4 separate regions of the Mus musculus genome follow, and regions 1, 2 and 3 are each linked to region 4. Evidence: chromatin loops called from intact Hi-C (ENCODE). Cell type or tissue: left cerebral cortex. All regions are shown on one strand.

What was found. Hi-C counts contacts between places; a loop is a spot of excess contacts. Peaks named below come from ENCODE experiments on the same cell type or tissue, not always from the same donor. Only the 100,000 strongest peaks of a DNase experiment are listed, where the experiment ranks them.
Region 1: a loop joins it to region 4, with 3 times the contacts of the local background. A loop is called at or near these places in 4 of 42 quality-filtered maps.
Region 2: it touches region 4 in a loop (3-fold over the local background); 4 of 42 quality-filtered maps call a loop at or near these places.
Region 3: it touches region 4 in a loop (2.3-fold over the local background); 4 of 42 quality-filtered maps call a loop at or near these places.

The regions. Positions count from the first base shown.
Region 1 is chr1:78,185,604-78,190,603 of GRCm38, reverse strand. The region is part of intron 4 of Pax3 (paired box 3); the gene reads left to right. Among named protein-coding and RNA genes, the nearest start is that of Pax3, 9.0 kb to the left of the region's middle. In left cerebral cortex, no CTCF peak of the experiment used is centred here; no DNase peak of the experiment used is centred here.
Region 2 is chr1:78,207,807-78,212,806 of GRCm38, reverse strand. No RefSeq gene overlaps it. Among named protein-coding and RNA genes, the nearest start is that of Gm2102, 8.0 kb to the left of the region's middle. In left cerebral cortex, no CTCF peak of the experiment used is centred here; DNase peaks (open chromatin) are centred at 1,275 and 1,927.
Region 3 is chr1:78,195,492-78,200,491 of GRCm38, reverse strand. It overlaps Pax3 (paired box 3), which reads left to right and starts at 3,356. Exons shown (of 8, transcript NM_008781.4): 1 at 3,356-3,827. The coding sequence starts at 3,743. RefSeq lists cis regulatory regions at 2,027-2,249, 2,405-2,637, an enhancer at 2,027-2,637 and a promoter at 1,802-3,792. In left cerebral cortex, no CTCF peak of the experiment used is centred here; DNase peaks (open chromatin) are centred at 36, 163 and 2,660.
Region 4 is chr1:78,138,146-78,143,145 of GRCm38, reverse strand. The region is part of intron 4 of Pax3 (paired box 3); the gene reads left to right. Among named protein-coding and RNA genes, the nearest start is that of Pax3, 56 kb to the left of the region's middle. In left cerebral cortex, no CTCF peak of the experiment used is centred here; DNase peaks (open chromatin) are centred at 1,327 and 2,162.

The sequences.
Region 1 (5,000 bases), 47 kb before region 4:
GGGCCGGTTGCCATTCAAGGGCAATTGCTACCATTTTTAAAATCAGAGTGTTTCCCTCAGTGGGGGCTGTGTCCTTGAAAACACACACACACACACACACACACACACACACACACACACACACACACACTCAGAAGCTGAAGTCTAATTTAATTTGGGGTTGTCAAGGAAGACGCAGCCTGGGTCCCTTTAGTGCCTCCAGCTTCCTTTCCGGATGAACCCTAGAGGGCAAGAGGGGCCCAGAGAAAGGAAAAGAGTAAGATGCAGTTTGAAGTCTAGAAACCTCAAATATCCCCCCCTCTGTTGTTTGGGCATCAAAAGTCTCTCGCGGTCCCACTTGTAAAATAGAATGGATGTTGAGAAAAGGCTCTCTGATTCTTGGCAAAGGGGAGGGAAAAGCTGGTGGAGGAGGGACTTTCGTGTGTCCCCACCACTGCTGTGTGCTCTTGCCAGATGGGCCTGGTACCTGCTGCTGAGACTGGCTATCCTGGACACACATTTGGCCTGGGGTCTGCTTGGCAGACCCTTGGATGCAGGGAGAAAGGCACCCAGAAAGAGGTCAGAGGCGCCCTCTTCTTTTCACGATCTTGTCCCTTTTCCTAAACGGTCCCCTCTGTCTTTCCCAATTTTCCTTTCCTCTTGTCCAATCCAAGAGCTGCGCAGCCGCACAGGCAGCGTGTGCATCCTGCTGGGCGCTCAAAAGCGACCCAAGGCTCCTTGCACCCCTGCCGAGTCCATCCTTCCTGCTCCAGCACCCTGGTGAGAAAAGGAGTGCGCGTCCGGGGACCTTCCACCCCTGCCCCTGGAGCAGAAGCGCGGACGTAGCAGGCGCAGCCGGACCAGCGAAGTTCGAGCTTAGGCACCCCAGGCTGTGGCAACTCAATGGGCGCCTCTGTTCCTCCCCCGGCGCGGCAGAGCGGGCCCGCGGGCGCCGCCACAATAGCTCGGGCCCCCGCTGCTGCGCCCTGCGCCAAAGCGCCGCGCCGCCCCTCCCCGCGCTCCGGCCAGCCCGCAGCTTAGCCCGCCCGGCTGCAGCCGACTCAATTGCCTCCTTTATGTCCCTCTCACTTTCATCTAGACACAGCCCGCCTCCCCCTTCTTCTCCTCTCTCTTTCTCCTTTTTTTTTTTCTACCCTCCCTAGCCCGAGGCTCACATTAGTGAAATTTCTGCAACCTCCCCCATTTTTTTCTTATTTTAAAGAAAGCCTTTAACACAAAAGCGGTGACTAATCGATAGAAACTGCTCCTTCATCATCCTCTTCTTCTCCTCCTCCTCCCCTCCTTCTTTCCCCCTCCCCTCCGCCTCTTCCTCCTCTTCCTCCTCTTCCCAACCCCCTCCCTCCCTCTCAGCAGGGTGACGCTTTTCCTGTTTGTGAGTTTTGGGCAACATTTTTGCTTTGTGCGGTAATGGAATTACCGGACAGACGGGGACTGTAGATGGACACGCGACGGCAAGACTCTCGCTTAAATATTTAGATGCAACGTTACAATTACGGACTTGTTGGCTTGGCTTTGAAGTGGCCGTGCGGGAGCGCAAGGGGAAAGAGGCCAGTTTGCCAAATTGATGTTTTGATTGGGACTGGAGACACACTTTCACAGGACTCTTCCCTTTTTGGGGGGGGGGGGGACGCAAAAAAGCGTGGGAGGTTTGTAACAATTGTGAGAGTGAAGCAGAGAATTCGGACACAGGATCACTGGGAGCCGATATTCACCCTCAAATTTCTTCAATTTGGGGGGGGGAAAGGGTTTTCTTTTTTTTTAATTTTCAAAAAATGAAAGTGTTAAAAAAGTTTTGCTCGAGACCGTTTTGTGTGTAAACTCATGCTCTCTTCTAAACTCACTAACAAATGACGTCAGATTTTAAAATGTATATATATTAAAATCAAAAAAGAAAAAAAAAGGTAAAGTTTCATAGACTATTTCATTTCCAGTACTGAAAGCACGCTCGAATGGAGTCCTGTGAAAAGCAAAGCCATTTGCTTCCTCCAAGTTGGTAGGGAAGGGAGTTGTTGGTGTCAGGTTGGTGTGGCATGGAAGCACAGGGTAAACTTTCCCACAGATTAAAATAATGGGGCATAGCATCACAGATATTTGGACCCAGATATTTTATTGCTGGGCACTTCCTGACCATTCTTCAAGTTCATTTACCAGGACCTGGAGTCTGCTATCAGCATCATATCTGGACTTGAAGCTAATTTTAAAAATTTGAAGCCTTTGCTCTCAAAGAAAGCCCCCCCCCCCAGTTAAAAAAAAGTCTTGGTGATGACAGTACTTGAATTGGGTCACCATACTGCAATAACATACTAGCCTAAACAATGGGAAGGTGCGTGCGTGTGTGTGTGTGTGTGTGTGTGTGTGTGTGTGTGTGTGTGTATAGGGGGGAGTCTGCCCTTAGCATTTTTATTTTAATTTCTTGGACTGGGGTGACTGCTGTATGCTTACTTTTTAGCCTTATTGAAAACATGCAGATTTTCTAATTAATGCTTGAAATCATATGTTTATTTTTGGGGTTTGATGTGATTGTTGATAGCACCGGAACAGGAGGTAGGGGCTTCCAGTGTGTAATAATTACTGAAGGGTCATTTAAGAGTCCCCAGGGCTAAGTCATAAAACCCACCCGGGCGGTGAGGCGGAACCAGAAAGCGTGCCTCGGTTCAGGCAAGTGGAATATACAGAAATCAATCAAGTGAATAGGAGCATTGCACCAAACCCTAGCTGTTCCAACATCCATGAATGTTCTGAGGACAAAACAAAACAAAAACCTTCTTAATCATGAGATTAGATGTTCAAAACATATACTAATACATGGCCAGAAAAATGAAAAGCCCAGTGACAAGTTTGGCCTGGCCTGGGACCCAGAAAGTTTCAGTTCAGTGGGACCCTATGACAGGTAACTTATTTATGCACTTCAGTAAATGAAGATTGAGGAACTATTAAGGACAAGAGTGTACTGTACCGTGTAACTCTCCAGCCACTAAAGGGCAATTAAGCAGTCAGCTTCGTGTCTTATCTCACTGGCTCCTCTAGGGTAGTTTTACAACTAGGAATTAAAATCTGAAAGGGGCGTTTTCTGCAGCTCTGGCCAAATATTGATTAAGTAGCTGTTTGTTAATACCACTGTCAGCCCCTCAGTAGCCACCTTCTTTTGTCAAGGCTTCTTACCACACAGATCAAAGCAGGATCATTTCAATTTATCTGTTCTGGAAAATCCTCCTTTTCCTCTGAAATCTCTAAGGAGGAACTGACCACGCTCTCCTTGAAGAAACAGGAACTGAAACCAGTTCCGTAGTGTTGTCTTATAGAGAAGGCTCAAAGGGTGTTTTTTCAATTATCCTGTGGCGATTTCGTGTTCAGAACTGAGTCTGAGACTGAGACCTGAGACGGTAATTTAAAAAAAAAATTTTTTTTAACAAGTTGATTCTCCTTTAGGGAGGGGGAAGAGGAGCTACTGTCTTGTGGCAAATTCTCTAAATATGTAATTGCCATCCAGGAAGGAATGGTGTGTAGAAAAGATACCAGATTTTTACATGTAAAATTAGATGGAGAGTACAGAGCACAGGGGATTGTGAGGTGTAGTGGCTACATCCTTCTGTGTGCGACAGCTCCATAATTTTGTATTTACAGATAGTTAGACAATTCTCTTGTATATTTTAAAATCCCTGTAATATGGGAGCAGATATGCATTTGTGTATTCAACGTCTGTCATTGGTGTTTATTGATCACTAAGAATTAAGCAATTAAGAATTGGGCTTTATAAAGGCATATTTATCCTGCAAGCTATTATGTTTGAGCCGGCAGAGTTTGAGGTAACAGCACAGAACTTAGTGCATTCCCACATGTTGACTGCTGGGGAAAAAAAACAAAAAACAAAAAAACAAAAAACAAAAAAAACAAAAACAAAACACCTGAATTCCATCATGACTTCTGTAATTGTTGATTTTTAGATCAACTATTAGGTTTTTGTTTGTTCAATAATTTAATATGTTTGCATTGGTTTTCCCTTTTTTATGATGGCAAAAAAATCTTTCAAGGGCTCCTTTGGAAATATACCATTTCTGTGCTTAATTTGCAAATTCCAACAAATTACTCTGAGGTTCTACAATTTATGCCAGAGTCAGGCTTTGGATATTTCCCTCTATGTAATGTATGTGCCACCGTATGAAGCTCTATGAACTCCTTTGCAGTGAGCATTTTGCTTCTAAATAATGGCTTTATAATTTTATTATTTACCTTTTCGTTCTTAAACAAGGTGCATCTTGGCATGTAGTCAATACTGCATATATTTATATTATAAATGCTTTAAAATTATTTTATGTCAGAATCACCTATGTTATCTCACAATTAATTTATTTATTAACGATCCACCTATGTTTAAATACTCACTAGCATAACTGATCAATCATTTCAATGTGGCATAGCTGCCTGGAACTGATAGAGCTGTAAGTCAGAGTCAGCTAGACTATGTGATGGTTTGCCTTTCTTGGCTCAGGTACATCATTATTGTCTTTTATGTGTACATGCCTTTTATATACATACAGAGTTAAGCAACTTTCTCCTCTTGAATGTTAGACTGTGTGCTCAAACATTGCCAGGGAGACTGTAGATCCCAGATCTCCAGTTGGGCCTGATCTTAGTACCAAGACAAGATTACAGATCGAAGAACAGATTGGCTCCATCAGGGGAGCTATGATTTTGCTGAGGTTCTTTCTTCCATTTTGTCTCATTTAAAATCCTGCAGCAAAATTTAAAACACCATAAACTTCGCTATGTGTCATGTGCAGATAGAGAAAGTGAAAGAGAACTTTGACCTTGTTATTCCCTCTGCAGATGAACATCAACATGGGGAAGAAGATCGCCCTATGGCTGCCCCATGTCCCCCTGGCAGAGGTTCTCAACCTTCTTAATGGTGCGGCCCTTCAATGTAGTTCTTCATGTATGATGACCCCCAACCATAAGATTATTATTTTTTTAAAGATTTATTTATTGTATCTGAGTACACT
Region 2 (5,000 bases), 70 kb before region 4:
CACCCCTGCCTCAAGAGGTTGGCAGGAGGGTTTGTACTCAGAGAAGTAGCAGCTAAAATGCCCTGGATATGAAAGATTAAAGTACCTGTGTTGTTGCTTTCATTAAAGGTTCTAATCCCACTTTTACAGAGAGTTCTGCTCTGTCTACTACCTGTTCCCAGTTACTGGACCACTATCCATCCTTCCTGGTGTTTAAAATTGTCCACAGAAGTCTTGTTTATTTGTGGTGTGTGGGGGAGAGTACCATTATTTGTACCTGATTGTACCATATGTAAAGTTAAGGACAGGCACCTTGTTTTTCTGGTCCTCCCACAAAGCATCGGTGAGTTCTCAGTACAAAGTAAGTGCCTAAGTACACAGTTAAGTTGGCAGAAGGAAAACTCTGGAATAAGTGTTAAACTTCCAGACTCACTCTGCCAGTCAGAACTCCTGGGGTCTGAGGGCTATGGAGTGGGTGGGGAGATGTTTTTTTCTGGATATTTTTAGAGTGAAGAACCTAAGGGCCAGGATTAGCACAGTTGGTGCAAGGAAGGCATATCTCTGATGCTCAGTATGCCTAAAACTCATCATGGTGGTAGATGGTACACTGGAATGCCAGCTCTAGGGAGGTAGAGGCAGGAGGATCCAGAGTTCAAGTCATCCCCCACTCTATGTGTAGCCTGAGCTACTGGAGACCCTGCGAAAGACAAAGCAAATGCATGAGAAATGTATTTATTTACAAAAAGCACTTTGAGTCCTGACTAAAAAAACTGGAACCCTTCAGGGAAATTCACACTGCACATTCATCCACAAACTCAGAGTAAAAAGGTATTTGGCTTTTGTTTCTAAGAATATCTGCACTGTGGCATTTAGGATATGCTGGTGAGTGTGTTTGTACTGGGCTTCCAGTAATCAGCTTTGTTACATTTCCCATTATTCCTTGTTTTATTAACCCATCAAGCCTGGTCACTAACCTGCTAATTTTATGAATATCAGCAGCTCCACCATCTGATTAATTCTGCAGCCTAACTGGCATTCTCTCTCTCTCTCTCTCTCTCTCTCTCAACTTAATTCCTAGTTGTTAATATCTGCTGTATTTTACATTTCTGCTTTCACGCAAAGATGAGTAAATTAAAATCATGGGCATGCATTCTCGTTGAGTGTATACTTCTCTCTCTCTTCCTTTGAAGTCATGTTTCATTGTGGATGTTAAGAGTGTGGCTTAAAAGACTAGCTATTATTTGAGCAGTCACTGTCTCAAAGATGAGTGTTAAAAACAGCTGCAGTCGACCTGAGTTTGAAGTTCCGTGGCTGAATCAAGTGCAGGGGAGATTTTCTCTGTCTTTCGATAGGTCTCTTGATTGTCTGTGTAAGGTAAGCTTTATAAGCTTAGCCCATCACGATTTCCTTCCATCAATTTTGATTCTGAGGTCTCTGTTCTCTTAAACAGATCTAAATTGTGCCAAAGAGAAGCAATTTTGTTTCTGTGATAAATTTGCAACCATTTCTGATCATAAGACATTTGGGGAAGTGAGTGTTTATAATCCAATCACCAAGAATATTCCTAGGAGCCTCAGAAGAATGAGCGCATTTCCTTTACAAAAACAGTTGTCTTTGCATGTAAAATTGGATTATCTTTGGTTTAGAAATGCCAATTTCCAGGGGGTCCAGTTGTGGGGGAGGGGCTGGAATGAGAAGGGGTGGAGAAGTCTTCCTAACCTATAATATTTCAAAACAGGTCCCCGCATAAACATGAGAAAGTGTCTAATCTTTGCGGAAAGACACGTATTTCTACAGCTATTTCAGAAAACACTGGCGATGAGGTCCCCTCTGTCCTCCAACAGTCTCCATCACATATAAATGAATATTTCTACTGTGTGTTCGTTGACCGAACAATTTTTCAATTGAACTCGAGGAGATGGTGTAGCCTCTGCCCTTAACGGTTTTGGGGAGGAATTATAACTCCTAGTGAGAATTAGAAACTTTTTTGTCTGAGGGGAAAAACTCGGAGGAGCAACTTCGTCAAGGAAAATGATTTGTCTTCAGAGGCCTATTTCTTACTAAACACACAGAGCAAATTTATCTTGATGGGAGCCTTTGCGCAGCTACTGCACGCAGGTCCAGAGATACCTGGCCGGCCGGGACAAGTCTGCAGAAGCTCTGGCCCTCAGAGGCCTCAGTTGATTGGCCAGGGCGGGGAGGAGGCGGCGCGGTGGCTTTTCTAAAGGCGCCCCAGGTGATTTTCTAAGCTGCTAAAATTGGGAGCCCTATATTTCACACCTTAATGAAACGCCACTGTCTCCCTAATCTCACTTTAATGAACTCGACCCTGCCTGTTTTTTTTTTTTTTTTTTTTTTTTTTTTTAGAAATTCCTTGAAGGAGCGGGACAGTCCTTGGATTTCGGAAGTGGGTATTCTTAACTTTGGAACTAAAGGAGAACTCTTTATTTTTAACTACTGCCTTAGCTCCCCAACAAGCGCGCCCGCGCGCGTGTCATGTGCTGTGATTATTGTAACCTAGGTGCAGTGCCTTCTAAATTGAGACTTTTCTGTGAACTTAAAGTTTCTGTGATCTCAGCTACTCATGAAACCGAGGCAGAAATTGGCGACTAGCCTGAACAACATAGTGAGATCTAATCTATAAACAAACAAACAAACAAACAAACAAACAAACAAAGATTTGGGGCGATTCCCGAATAACCAGGAATCTTGTGGCTAAGTGAGTAGACCATCTCTAACGACAGTGGCCAGTAACAGCTCCTAGCTCCTCTCATGCTGGGGAGAGATGTGAATATTGGCTCCAGTTTTGGTGTCAGAGCTAGCTCACGTCTTGAAAAAAATTACAGGGAGAGCTATCAGGTTTCCTCATAAAGTTCCTCATGCCTATGAATTTCATACCCTTGGAATCAGGTGTAAATAGATTTGCCCAGACAGAGACTCAACTTCAGTCCCGTGAAGCCAGACTAGCTAGCCTTGATTCCCCCCCCCCCCTCCCAGAGCTTGAATGTAGTTATCTGACTTCCTCTGTGCTTTTGGGAGAACAGGTAGAGGCCCTCTCCGGGATCCACAGGGTGCTTCTGCTACTATTGGAAAACCTGGGGCAACAGTTGCCATGAGAGTGCCCGCCGGGTTGGGGTTGGGTGCTTCCCTTAGAGATAGCGGGGCGGGGGTGGGGGGTGGGGTGGGGGAGGGAGAATCCGGCATCCTGAGGAAGAGTCCTCTCTATCATTCCACCCGCCTTTTAATCAGGACAGAATCCATGCGGGACTAAGAGCACACAGCCATGTCCTTACTCCTAGGCCAGGTAAGTATGCGTTTGAGATCCTGAAAGAGGGGACCAGGACAACTCCAAGGCTCAAAGGTGTGTTGTCCAGGCTGGTTTTCTTATACTACTGTTGAGATTACAGTCATGTCACCAGCCTACACACCAGGTTTTTTTTTGTTTTTGTTTTCTTTTGTTTTTGTTTTTGTTTTTGTTTTGTTTTGTTTTGTTTTTTACAGTACTGAAGGTCGAAACTAAGCCTTCACACCTGCCAAGTAAACAACGGTTCAATTAAGCCACAGTCCAGGCCCTACTGTCCCTGTCACCTAAACCACTGTTTACTTAGGCAGTTGGTTTTGCCTCTCCCTGCCTCCACGGTTGTAACCCAGGCCTCCTGCCTGCTAAACAAGACCTCTCCCACAGACACCCCCACACCCCCACACCCTTTGAGTAATCGTGGGTTTCAGCCTCAGGTGCCTTTGGTGATATTTCCCGACTTCAGGGTCTTTAGGGTATTTTTAATACAAATGGCCAGATCGATTTTTTTTTGTTGTTGTTGTTTGTTTTTGTTTTTCGAGACAGGGTTTCTCTGGATAGCTCTGGCTGTCCTGGAACTCACTCTGTAGACCAGACTGGCCTTGAACTCAGAAATCTGCCTGCCTCTGCCTCCCAAGTGCTGGGATTAAAGGCATGCGCCACCACTGCCCAGCTCAGATCGAATTTTTAATAGCCCTGAGTTCACACCAGCCACTCCTACAGCTTGCTAGAAAGTTCACAGCTATTAGAAATAGCAGGAGTACTTAAAGCAGGAGTGCGGTGGCAGGGAGTTGCATTCTTAGGGTTCTCCTGCTTGGCAGGAAAGCAGGCTTGTGGAATCGCTGCCACCTGTGGCTGGGAAACCAGCAGCCCCTGGTGAATGTCCAGCTTCAGTATTGTGCCTGCCACCTGATAACTAATCTTGAAAGAAAAGCATTGTGGTGCTCGCTGGTAAGTTCAGCTGGTAAGGAGGCAGGAGGATGGATGCAGGTTGGAGGCTAGGCTTGCCTACAAGTACACAAGATGGAGAGAGTGTTTCAAGTTTGTCACCAGGGCAGTGGAGTATACCGGTGTTTGTAAATCCCTCTTCCATGCCCAAAGGCGCCTGAGGACCATGGTCCCCTCAGCCCCTCAGTCCTAATGTGGCACTTTCCAAGACAGAGATGTTGAGGAAGTTGGAGAGGTGGCAGTTGAAAGGCAATAGGAGCTCAGCGCCAATGTGGACCTAAGGACGCCCCAAAGGCGCCGCCTTCTAACCCCAGTGCCCTTTGCTGCGGGGTGGGGGTGGGGGCAGAAGACGCCTTTGAAGGATTTATGAAAATTGATTTGTGCCTAATGTGTGTCTTGCTTGCATACTATGTTTCTTGCTAGAATTCGAAGCCTCGTTGTTGTCTCAAGTTGGTCTTGGGTAAAACTGAGTCCCTGAGAAAAGTAGAAACGCTTGTTTAAAATAGAGAAAAAGGTTTTAGTGGCTTTACACTTGGAGATGTATCTTCAAAGGTCACCGAGGTGGGGCAAATTTCTGATTCTTTTTTTCAATCGAGATGAGCTAGGTAGGTTCCTGCTTTCCCGAACCATCAAAGGCAACCTTTGACTGAGAGCAATGTCCTACATTTGGTATCCTAGTAGTAGAAAGGTTGAGGCAGGAGGATGGTGGATTCTAGGCTAGGTTGAGCATTAAAGTGAGTCCCTATCTCCAAAAAACAAACAAACAAACAAACAA
Region 3 (5,000 bases), 57 kb before region 4:
CGTGAAATCTGGAGTTTAATTTACTCCTCAGGAGTGATCAGCAGCCTTTTTGTAGGAGTGAGGGTTTCTCCGCAGCTGTTCCACTGTTTCCTGCCGCCCGGCGGCGCAGTCAAGCAACCTCTACCCCAGCCCACTCCCTTGCGTGCGCCCATTCCTGTCTCAGCGATTCTCCCAACAGACCCAGAAAGGACGCAGTAGCTTTGGCAACCAGCTTACTCTCAACGTTCTCTATCAACACTATTGTATAGACTATAATTCCCGGTTCAAGACTTGCATCCTCCTGGAAGAAAGGTGATCTCTGAGCGGCCTAGATAACTTCATGCTCGGAATCGAGATCCCCAAGTAAGACGAAAACATCAAGAACAATGTTGCCATGTCAGGGCAGAAGCCACCAACCTGGGAACTAAGAATTAAGTATAGTCTTCAGGCTTGGACTGTCAGTCTAGTCGTTGTTACTTGAAACACTTCTAAAGTGTGTGTGTGTGTGTGTGTGTGTGTGTGTGTGTGTGTGTGTGTGTAAGAAAGAGAGGGGGGGGCTACAGGAGTCAACCACAATGTCCCCTTCTTCATCCCTACTTGTTGCAGGGGTTAAATCACACTACTTTTTGGCCCTCAAGACTCAAAATTCATTTTTTAAAAATATGTAGGTGACAGGGATGGATACAAGAATTGTTCGCAAGACTGTTGCAGGGACTTCCCTGGACACATGTGTGGTCTGCTCTGAGCCTGAACACTGCTGACCAAACCTGGGTTCACCCTCCAACACCTTCTGCCTGCGCTCATTTGTCCAATTAGTGGCTGTACTGTGGTCAGATTCAGCACCTGGACTTGGACTTGGTAGCCCAGTGGGGCAAGTGGTATGAACCGAGACTCCTACTTTAGGCAGTTGGCATAGGGTGGTTTCAGCTTCAGGCATATGGAAGGGGGTTGGGGGTAAGAGGAAGGCCCGGTTTTGTTTGGCAGGTTGGGTGCTCCTGTGGAGAGAACCTCAGCGAGTATCACTGTCTTGGCTGTCGCCATGAAATTTTAGAAATGGCTCAGCCGTTGTGGCTGGGTCCTCTCAGTGCCCTCAGAACCCCTGGGATCTTGTGTGTGGAGGTGAGTTGGCTTTTATCCTTTGGTGGAACTGGAGAGTGCTAGGTAAGGGGAGAAGGAAAACTCCGTCACGGTTCTTGCCCACGACCCATCCTGGCTGCCTCTGAGTAGACATTTTCGTAGCAGGTGGCAAGTAGTCTATGAATGCGCTTCTCAGCTGGCATCCATGAGCTGTTCAACAGGCAGTACTGCGGAGGAAGTGTCCTAGAGAAGTGTCTGAACCCGGAAAGGTATCTGCAGCCGCCCATTATAAACAAGTTACCCTTGTCCAGTAAGAGCCGCCTTCTGAAGAGCTGGGGTCATGCCACTGAAGTCTTGGACAAAAAAAAAAAGAGGCGACTCATCCCCACAGGGTTCTAACCCTCAGGAGGGGTCCCTTTTCACTGAGTGTGCAGCCTGAATTTAACCACTTGAAATACACCTCTGGTCCCTAGTCTTCCCACTGATTAAAGCTGACCAGACAAAGTGCTAAACTCGGCTCTGCTCAACTTTGAGAGGGCAAAAATCTTGGAAAAGTCTGGTTCCTCAGATGGCAAGGGTGTATGGTGCTTTCGAAAACAAGTACCCAAACTTTGAAGGACTCCAGACCAGGGGTAGGGGGAAAGGAAGTGAGAAAGTTTCCCGCCTTGACAAATTGAATTATTTTATATAAAACTTGGTTAAGCAGCTCTGCGGGCCAACAGCTTCTGGACTCTCTCTCCACTGTGAGCTCTAATGCTCCTCCCCAAATGTGGGTGGGTGGGGGTGGGGTGTCCAGACATTTTCTGGAGTCCCCAGAGGCCCGTCTCGCCTGCTCCCAGGGTCGATAAGCCCTTTTGACTTCAGGGGGAGCAAAGAGCTACCCAGCTTTCTCCACTGGGAGTGAACTCTTAAAGGGCCAGCTCAGGGACTTTGAACAACTACACGCACGCCCCCCCCCCTTGAGTTTGCCTTAATTAGGGGGTGGGCAAGTAGGATTGGGGGCCTGAGTTCACATCAAAACTGTCAAAGGAGATGGGGGGGGGGAGGACATGGAGAGAGGGTTGGAGGATTCAGGGGCAGGAAAAATTCAAATATCATAAAAAGAAAAGGGAACTTGAAGCCCAGAAGTCATTGTTTCCTTTATTTCAAAGGGGAAAAAACCTGCCTGATTCTCATCCTTTTGATTGATTAAGGCCCTGAATACCTCTCGGCCCCAGAGTGACAGTCCCTGAATAGACTTGAGGGAATAAAGAGCAGCGCAGAACGTGGGGCTGGCACGGGAGGGGGGTGTAAGGGAGGAGTGTTCGCTGGCACTTACCAAGTTATAAATAAAAGGCTAGGCACAATGGTACCTTCTCTAAGGACAGACAGTCTTTACAACACTCCTGGCGTCATATCCTGCTGGGGACACTTCAGCTCCTAGCCAAGACGTTGCTTCTTTTATTTTTCCAGCAGTTTAGTCTGAATGCCATAATAAATTCCTGAGAACAAACGCTGCACCCGGGCAAAACCTCAACATATAGATGCAAGTGCATCGGGGATGAATGTGTACGTGGAGATTTAAAGTCCCCGCTTCTCAGAAGGGTTTTTAAACCAAGAAAAGGAGCTGGCTTCCCCATTGCTTGCAACTTGGAGCCCAGGGGAGGCCTAACCTCTTCAGTCTCTGTCATGGCTATGCCACCTGTCTTTCATTCCCAGCCTAAGAAAGACAAAAGGACCTTCTGGGCACATCTTGGACTCTTCCTGAGAGATGCCTTTCTGGGAGGCTCACATAGGGAGCTCAGGCCCAGAGGCAGACCAGAGAAAGGAAAAGGAAACACATCCGGAATTCTCTGTGCCCCTTTCCAAATTTGCTCCACCGCCATCTCCGTATTAGTAATCCCGAAGCGAAATCCACAGGTGAAAAGCAGGGGCAGACAGAGGAAATAAGGGGCGGATATAGCAAGGTTTCCAGAGAAAGGCGGAAAGAGATTAGGACAGAGTAATAGAAAACCAAGATGATCAAGGCTGAATCTCATGTAGAGGGACAGGGACACCGCGAGCCTTTTTCCATCCTCACTGGCTCTTGCCACCCAAGCTGCCTCTCCTAGTTTCAACCTGTCCACCCTTCTCTTGAGAAAGGGACACAGAGCTAGTCCCCCTCTGGGTCGGCGGAGGCCTGGGGACCGTCAGGGATGGGAAGAGAAAGTAGCTTCTGTCGCCCAATCAGCGCGTGTCTTTGCCACCCGGGACGGTCTCCTCCTCGGCCAATCGCAGCTCAGGGCTCCTGATCAAGCTTTGGGTGAAAGAACTAATAAATGCTCCCTAGTCCGGATCCCTGCACTCGGTGTCACGACGGGAGGAGACTTGGGACGTGTTCCTGCCTCGTCACCACCCTCCCTCACCCGATCTTCGCGGTGCAGTGAGCACCTTTGCCAGTAGCCCCAGCTGAGGGGCCGATCTGCTAGACTCGCACCAAACTCGTCCGCCCTGGGCTTGGGATCCTGCACTCAAGGGACTCCTCTGGAGCCTGTGGACTTGGATCTATTAGCGCCCCCCTCCCCGCGCCCCGCCTCCCTCTCTGGCCTTTTTTGGGGGAGGAGCTCTCCGAGATCCGGAGAGTTCCCGAGGGTCACCCGCCGCACTGTGCTCGCTTTTTCGTCTCGCCTTCACCTGGATATAATTTGCGAGCGAAGCTGCCCCCAGGATGACCACGCTGGCCGGCGCTGTGCCCAGGATGATGCGGCCCGGCCCGGGGCAGAATTACCCACGCAGCGGCTTCCCGCTGGAAGGTATGTTAGGGCCTCAGCTCGTCCGGATCCCCGGGCCTGGGATTGGCTGCCGCACCCCAATCCTGGTCTCCAGGGCCTCCACTCGTGCCTTACCGGGAGCCTCTTCCCGTGGTACTTCTCAACCCAAGAAGCAAAAGTGGGGAGGGGGTTCTCGTGGAGAGCGGGAGAAGCCCCATTTCACGTTCTGGCTGCAAACGGAGTGCTAAGCTCACTACAAGCTCTCGGAGCTTGCCTGGCCTGCTCCTGCCGGCTCCACTTTGCCCTGTTGTTTCGGAATTGCTGCCGTGAGAAAGGTGAACAAGCTTCGCAGCGCCGGAAGCAAGTTCTCTTTCTGTTCACCTAAAGTTGCTACGAAATTGTGCGGGCTGCGTTCACTTTTGAATAACTACTATTAGTTCGGCAAGAATTTTCCTGCTGTGAAAAATTCTGGTGGCCCTTCCTAGTTGAAAAGTTTTAGCATTGATTAGCAAATTCCACTCAACTCAAGTGGCATCTCGAAGTTTCTAAAATGGTTGGCAATGCCTTTCGGTTTGCTTAAAGGTGCTGGGAAATTTCGGGGAGGTAGAAATTACTGCAAACCCGAACCCGACCAAATAATTTGGGAAGTAAAAGCAGGAGACTGGGGTTCTGGAGGAGCCCTTCGACCTCGATCCAGAGTAAAACGTGACGTGCAAGGGCGGTCATTTCGGCAGTGGTGTCCACAGCTAGGCTCGCTGCCATTTTTATTTTTTAAGTGTAACAGGTGATACCTGCTGTCACCTGTGTCTCCTTTCGGGAGCCTCCCCAACCCTTGCCTACTATACCCTTATCGGGACCTCTGCCTTCTCAGGACTTTGAGGCAGTTATCGCAAGACATTTTAGACATCAGTCCTAGGTCTCCCTCCAACTTGCAGCACAGCCCCCCTCCCCCAAATAAAAGAGAAAATACAGTTTCTCTACAGCCAGTTACCTCATTCCGATCGCTCAATTTCCAAAAGATTATATGACCTTGCATCGGGTAATTATTTGAATAAATAGAACCTTAAGGGTCCGGGACTGGGAGCCCAGAGCTTGGTGGTTTGTGTTTTAACTGTCACAGGCAAATTGGCCAGAAGGATGCAGAATTAGGTTCTTTTTGCTGCTTTCTATTCTTCCTAAATGACTTTCTCGGGCTCTCTCCTTTCGCCATCTCTT
Region 4 (5,000 bases):
GTTGACTAATTTTGGAGTCAAGACCAGAAAGGGAGAGAAATAGCAACCTTGACCACAGTCTTCTCTGTAATCCTTCCCGCCTCAAACGATAGGGTAAAGAGGGTCTTCTGTTAGGGTAGCCTTGGTTTTTCCCTCTGGACCTCCTTGTTTTCTCATCTGTAGCTTGGTGATGACAGAAAGATGCACGCAGAGGAGCTGGCTGTGAGTCTGGCAGGGTAGGACCTGATACCAACAAGCCAGTTTGCCCAACTTGGTGAAGAAACAATCCCAGAAAGGGTTTTGAGATCTGTTCTCTGCCTCTAGTTCACCAGTTAACGGTGGCCTATGGCTTCCGAGGTAACTTGTCTTATGTGGCAAGGAATGAACCCGCTTGGTCCAGAAAAAAAAAATATGGTTTCAATTCAGCCACAGTAACAAAAACAACAGCCAAATCCCCTTTGAAACTGGTCTTTTGCAACATGGTTTTTTTTTTCTTCCCCCAACTATGAGGGGAAAAAAATTTCTTTTCTCCAAAGGAATAAAGTACATTTGGGAAATTGATGTATCTAGAAGGGAATGTTTATTTTTTCTCCTATCATCAGTGAAATTAATGGTTAACACTACAAGATGAGAACATGTCTAATATCTAGCAGTTTTGAAAAAAAAAAGAAGAAGAAGAAGAGGACAAAAGTGGATTCCAGATGCATTATAACTGGATGGAGCCTGGTTTTATATTCCATGTCAGAGAGTTTAGTGGTTCATTTGTGACACCTTAGAAATTTCTATTTATTTGTAAGATTAAAATGTCTGTTGTCCGGATGATGTGTGGTGTTGTGTCCCCCTCGTTCCCAAATACATTCTGTTGGATATCTATGGGTTGTCACACTTTAGTCAGCAGTGACTGTATCAAGCTGTGCTGACAAAATGTCCAGACATAATTGTTAATAAGCATTATCATTTTAAGCATGGAACAGTTTAGCTAATGATTTATCTCTTACAACACAGAACTCAGGGCAGCTGTACAGAGTCGTCTCTTTAGCAAATCAAGTAATTTCTTTAACAAAATGTTAAGCACAGATGGGCCATAAGCTGTCAGTTAACTATTCTTGGGCCTGCATCTGCCGGCTTTCAATGCACTGTTTTACGCATCTAGCCAGTCACTTAGCCGCGGCTCAGTGAAAAGCTGAACCTACTCTGATTGGCAAATAAAATGTTCATTTGTCTCTTCTTCCTATTGTTTTGTTTTGGTAACACATGTCAGCAGCTCAATTACCCAGTTCATTAACAGCTCCCAAAGGACACGATGGCCAGCCTGTGATAAGAGGGCAATTGTGGCCCATATGGCCAATAATGGCCTCTTTCTTGGCAATTGTAAACAGAAGTCACTTGGCCCTTTGCCTTTCAGAAGTACCGTTTTCCTGTTCCCCGTCAGCGTGCAAATTACCTTTCTTAGCTAGAATGAGCTAGCGGCTCTTAGGGAGCCTGGATACCCGTTGTAGCCCCAGCTCTCAATTTTAATTATGACTGACTTTTAAGCTCTTGAGGGGAAAGTTCTTATCGTGGGAGACTATTCTTAGAAAGCTGTTAGCCGATTAATTAGTTAACTAATCAGTTTTCCTAATTGAATAGCGACACATTTTCTTGGGGGATTTAGTCTCGTTTTTTTTTTCTCTTTGAGGGGCTCTAGTGGCAGTTTCTATGGACTTTTATACGTTATTATTATTATTTTAAAAAAACATATAAAAGTCATTTGTGGGTGTACATGGAGGGTGTAGAGATATTCTGGGGGAGATAGTTGGATTCATGTTGCTAATGGAATTCTCTACACACACACACACACACACACACACACACACACACACACACACACACACACACACCATCCTCCAAGACAAAGGATTTAAAGGATGTAAGAAACCACTGGCCTAATTGGGTCAGTATCAGTATCTCCTAAAGCAATAAAGATTTTTTCCTTTGCTTTGAACCCTTGAAAAGAAGTGCTTAAAAAGCACGGGCTGGCCAATTGTTGCTTCCTTCAGTGAAGTGTTACCTGGAGAGCATTCGCAATGCTCAAAACGAACTATTAGCAGAGACCCGCATATGCATGAAGGAACGGACATAGATCTTTCTGTCCAGCAACGTTGTAACAGAGGAAGCCATTGGAGAGGCCAACGGACAGGTGCCACCTGACGGCAGAGACTGCCACCTAGAGAAAGGTGTCTCTTTGTCAGGAAACTTTAGGACACAGGTGTGTTTGGAGCTGTGGAGCTCAGAGCCTCTGAAGCGCGTGGCCATCCTGCTAGTCTGTTTGCTAACCCTTATCTTAAATAAACACCCAAGGGCTCATGTTGTGCACTTGAAATCTCTCCCTGGGAGAGGAGCAGGGGCCCTCCTGGACCCGTGTGCATCAGGCCATATTCATAACCAATCTGTACTCTCCTCCCAGGACGGCAGGCACTGAGGGAGTTGTTGAGTGTCAGGGTCTATTTGTGTTATTTTGATTAGCCCCAACCTGGCAGGAGCTTATTTTCCTTCTAATGACCTCATGCTGAGAGGCGACAGCTTCGAAGGGAAGTGCCTGGGTCTGAGAGGAAGGGCATCCAGGAACATTTAAACAAGCCCACAGACCAGGGGTTGGGCAGGACCTGGGTAGGTAACAGACTGCAGAGGCTTAATTAAATTTAGTGTTCTTGAAAGTATATTTCCTTGAGAAAGGCTTGCGTAGCCTTTTCAGAAACTACACACAAACACAAACACACACACACACACACACACACACACACACACACACGCACGCACATGCACACGCACGGGAGTAAAAATTTGCTAAGAATCCTCTTTTAAAATCACATTTGGGATGGAAATGATATATGAAATTAAAAACAAAATAACCATTGCTCACCACATCGAAACCCATTGATTAGATTTTTAAACCATCTCTCTTTGTCTATCAGCTGAGAAATGGGGGAGGGGGAAGGGTAAGCTTGGAAGAGGACAGGAGCTATCAGAAACGGAAGGGAGTGTCAATAAGGGGATGGGGACTGAATATATTCAAAATATATTATTATGTGTGGAAATATAGTGAAACCCACTTTTATGTATAATTAATATAAGCTAAGAAAAACTTTGAAAAGTTCATTGTTTGAATTCCAGTCTGGGATAAGAACTCTGGAAAGAATAATTTATTGCTTGGTGTTAAATCATATACCGGTTCTTGCTCTTATGGTTTTTTTTACTCTTTTCAAATCTTTGCCTTGTTCCTTTCATAAGTATGATTCCTTTATTTTCTTGACATACGTACAGTTTAAAAACGATAAAAACATTGTCCTGGTTTACTTTGTAGCTTGTGAATTAATGTGGAAGAGAAGCACGCAGGTGCCGACATCTCTGAACTGGCTTGGATTAACCCCTACTGTGCATCCATTTCAAACTCCCCCTCCTCCCTTCTCTAGGAAAAAAAAAGAAAGAAAGAAAGAAAGAAAAAAAGAAAAACACCCAACCTCCCCTTTCTCATCCACTCTGGCTTTCTTTGTGTCTCCTGCACCCTGCTAGGCAGGTGTCAGAACCCTGAATGAGGGTAAATGCCCTGTTGATGGATTCCACAGATGGAGCGTGGAAATCGCTAGAATAGGACTCAGCCACAGGCCATTTCTTGGGATCCAACAAAAGCCTCCAAATAAGTCAACAAAAATCTCAAAGATCACAAAGGGAAAATGTCATTTGTCATTTACTCTGGGTCCGCGGAGGGAGTATCAGTCTTGCTTCGTTCCTGACTTTCACCCGAGTAAACACGGGAGAGGTCGTTCATGTCTTTCTCAGTGTAAAGGGGCGACTTCAGATCTGAAAATTGCTTACTGGTCCACGGAACGGTAAAAGTCACAGGCCTGGGAGAATCCTGCAATCAGGCAAGGGGTGTAGCCAATCTGCTAAAGATTTTCCAGAATATACTGTAGTTACCCTCAGATCCCTGGGAACGGAGTCAGGGAGCTCTTGGAAGTATTCTTGTTTTTATCTTGTCCTTTTATCAGTGGGCTAAAAGGGGGACAAGATTAGTCCGGACACATAGAAGCCAAGGGAAAGCCTGCGGGGGTCTGGTCTGGGGCCATCTTAGGGAAATGAAGGATGACTATGAAGTTGGGCCTCCAGAGATGCCTCCACCTTCTTCCTTGTCTGTAAATCCCATTGTAATATATCTAGGGCAAACCTGGAGTTTAAATGGCCTTCATGATTTGAGTCTTTAATTATTCAAATAAAAGGGCTTGCTGAGAAGACAGACAGTAGAGTACACCAAATGCATGCTTGTGAATTACTTTGTTTCTTTTTTTCTTTTTCTTCTTTGCCTGACTCCCATCTCTGAATTATATTTGTCTAGAAACCAATAATTACAGAATTCCATGTGACTAAATCCCTATAAACTTGAGGCGAGATTTCATGTATAATAGTGTTAACTAGGATGAAATATTTCCCGAGGCTACAGAAGAGGTCACCAGGGGCTAAGGGACAAAGACACACTCTCTAATTCTCTAATTCCATCTTTAATTAAGCTTCATGGTTAGGCCACTGGTGGTGGTACTTTTGCCTTCTCTTCCCAGTTCGATTTATTTTCTGAGGGAAGAATTTGTCTTCCAGTGGGGTGTGACAGTTGTCTTATTCCTTTATTCTTTTTAGTGATGACATTCATTTCCCCAAGTTCCATCTTAGGAGTTAATGTGAAATCAACATGATAACTGAAAATTCACCTCCGAAAATGCAAAACTAGCTGGAGGTAGACAAAGACACACTGGATTTATAAAAATGCTGAGTTAGACACCCACTTACCCAGAAAGGGGACTATACTTTCCAAAGGTCCTGGTGCATGTATGCATGTATGTACGTATATATTTAGATTAAATAACTAATGGATGTTCCTATGTGTTTCAAGTTCTTTATTCTTTCTCTCTTTTTTTTGAAAGATTGTCCAGCTCCTGATAGCCTTTTACAAAACACTTTACAATAATAATAATAACAACAACAACTTTCCA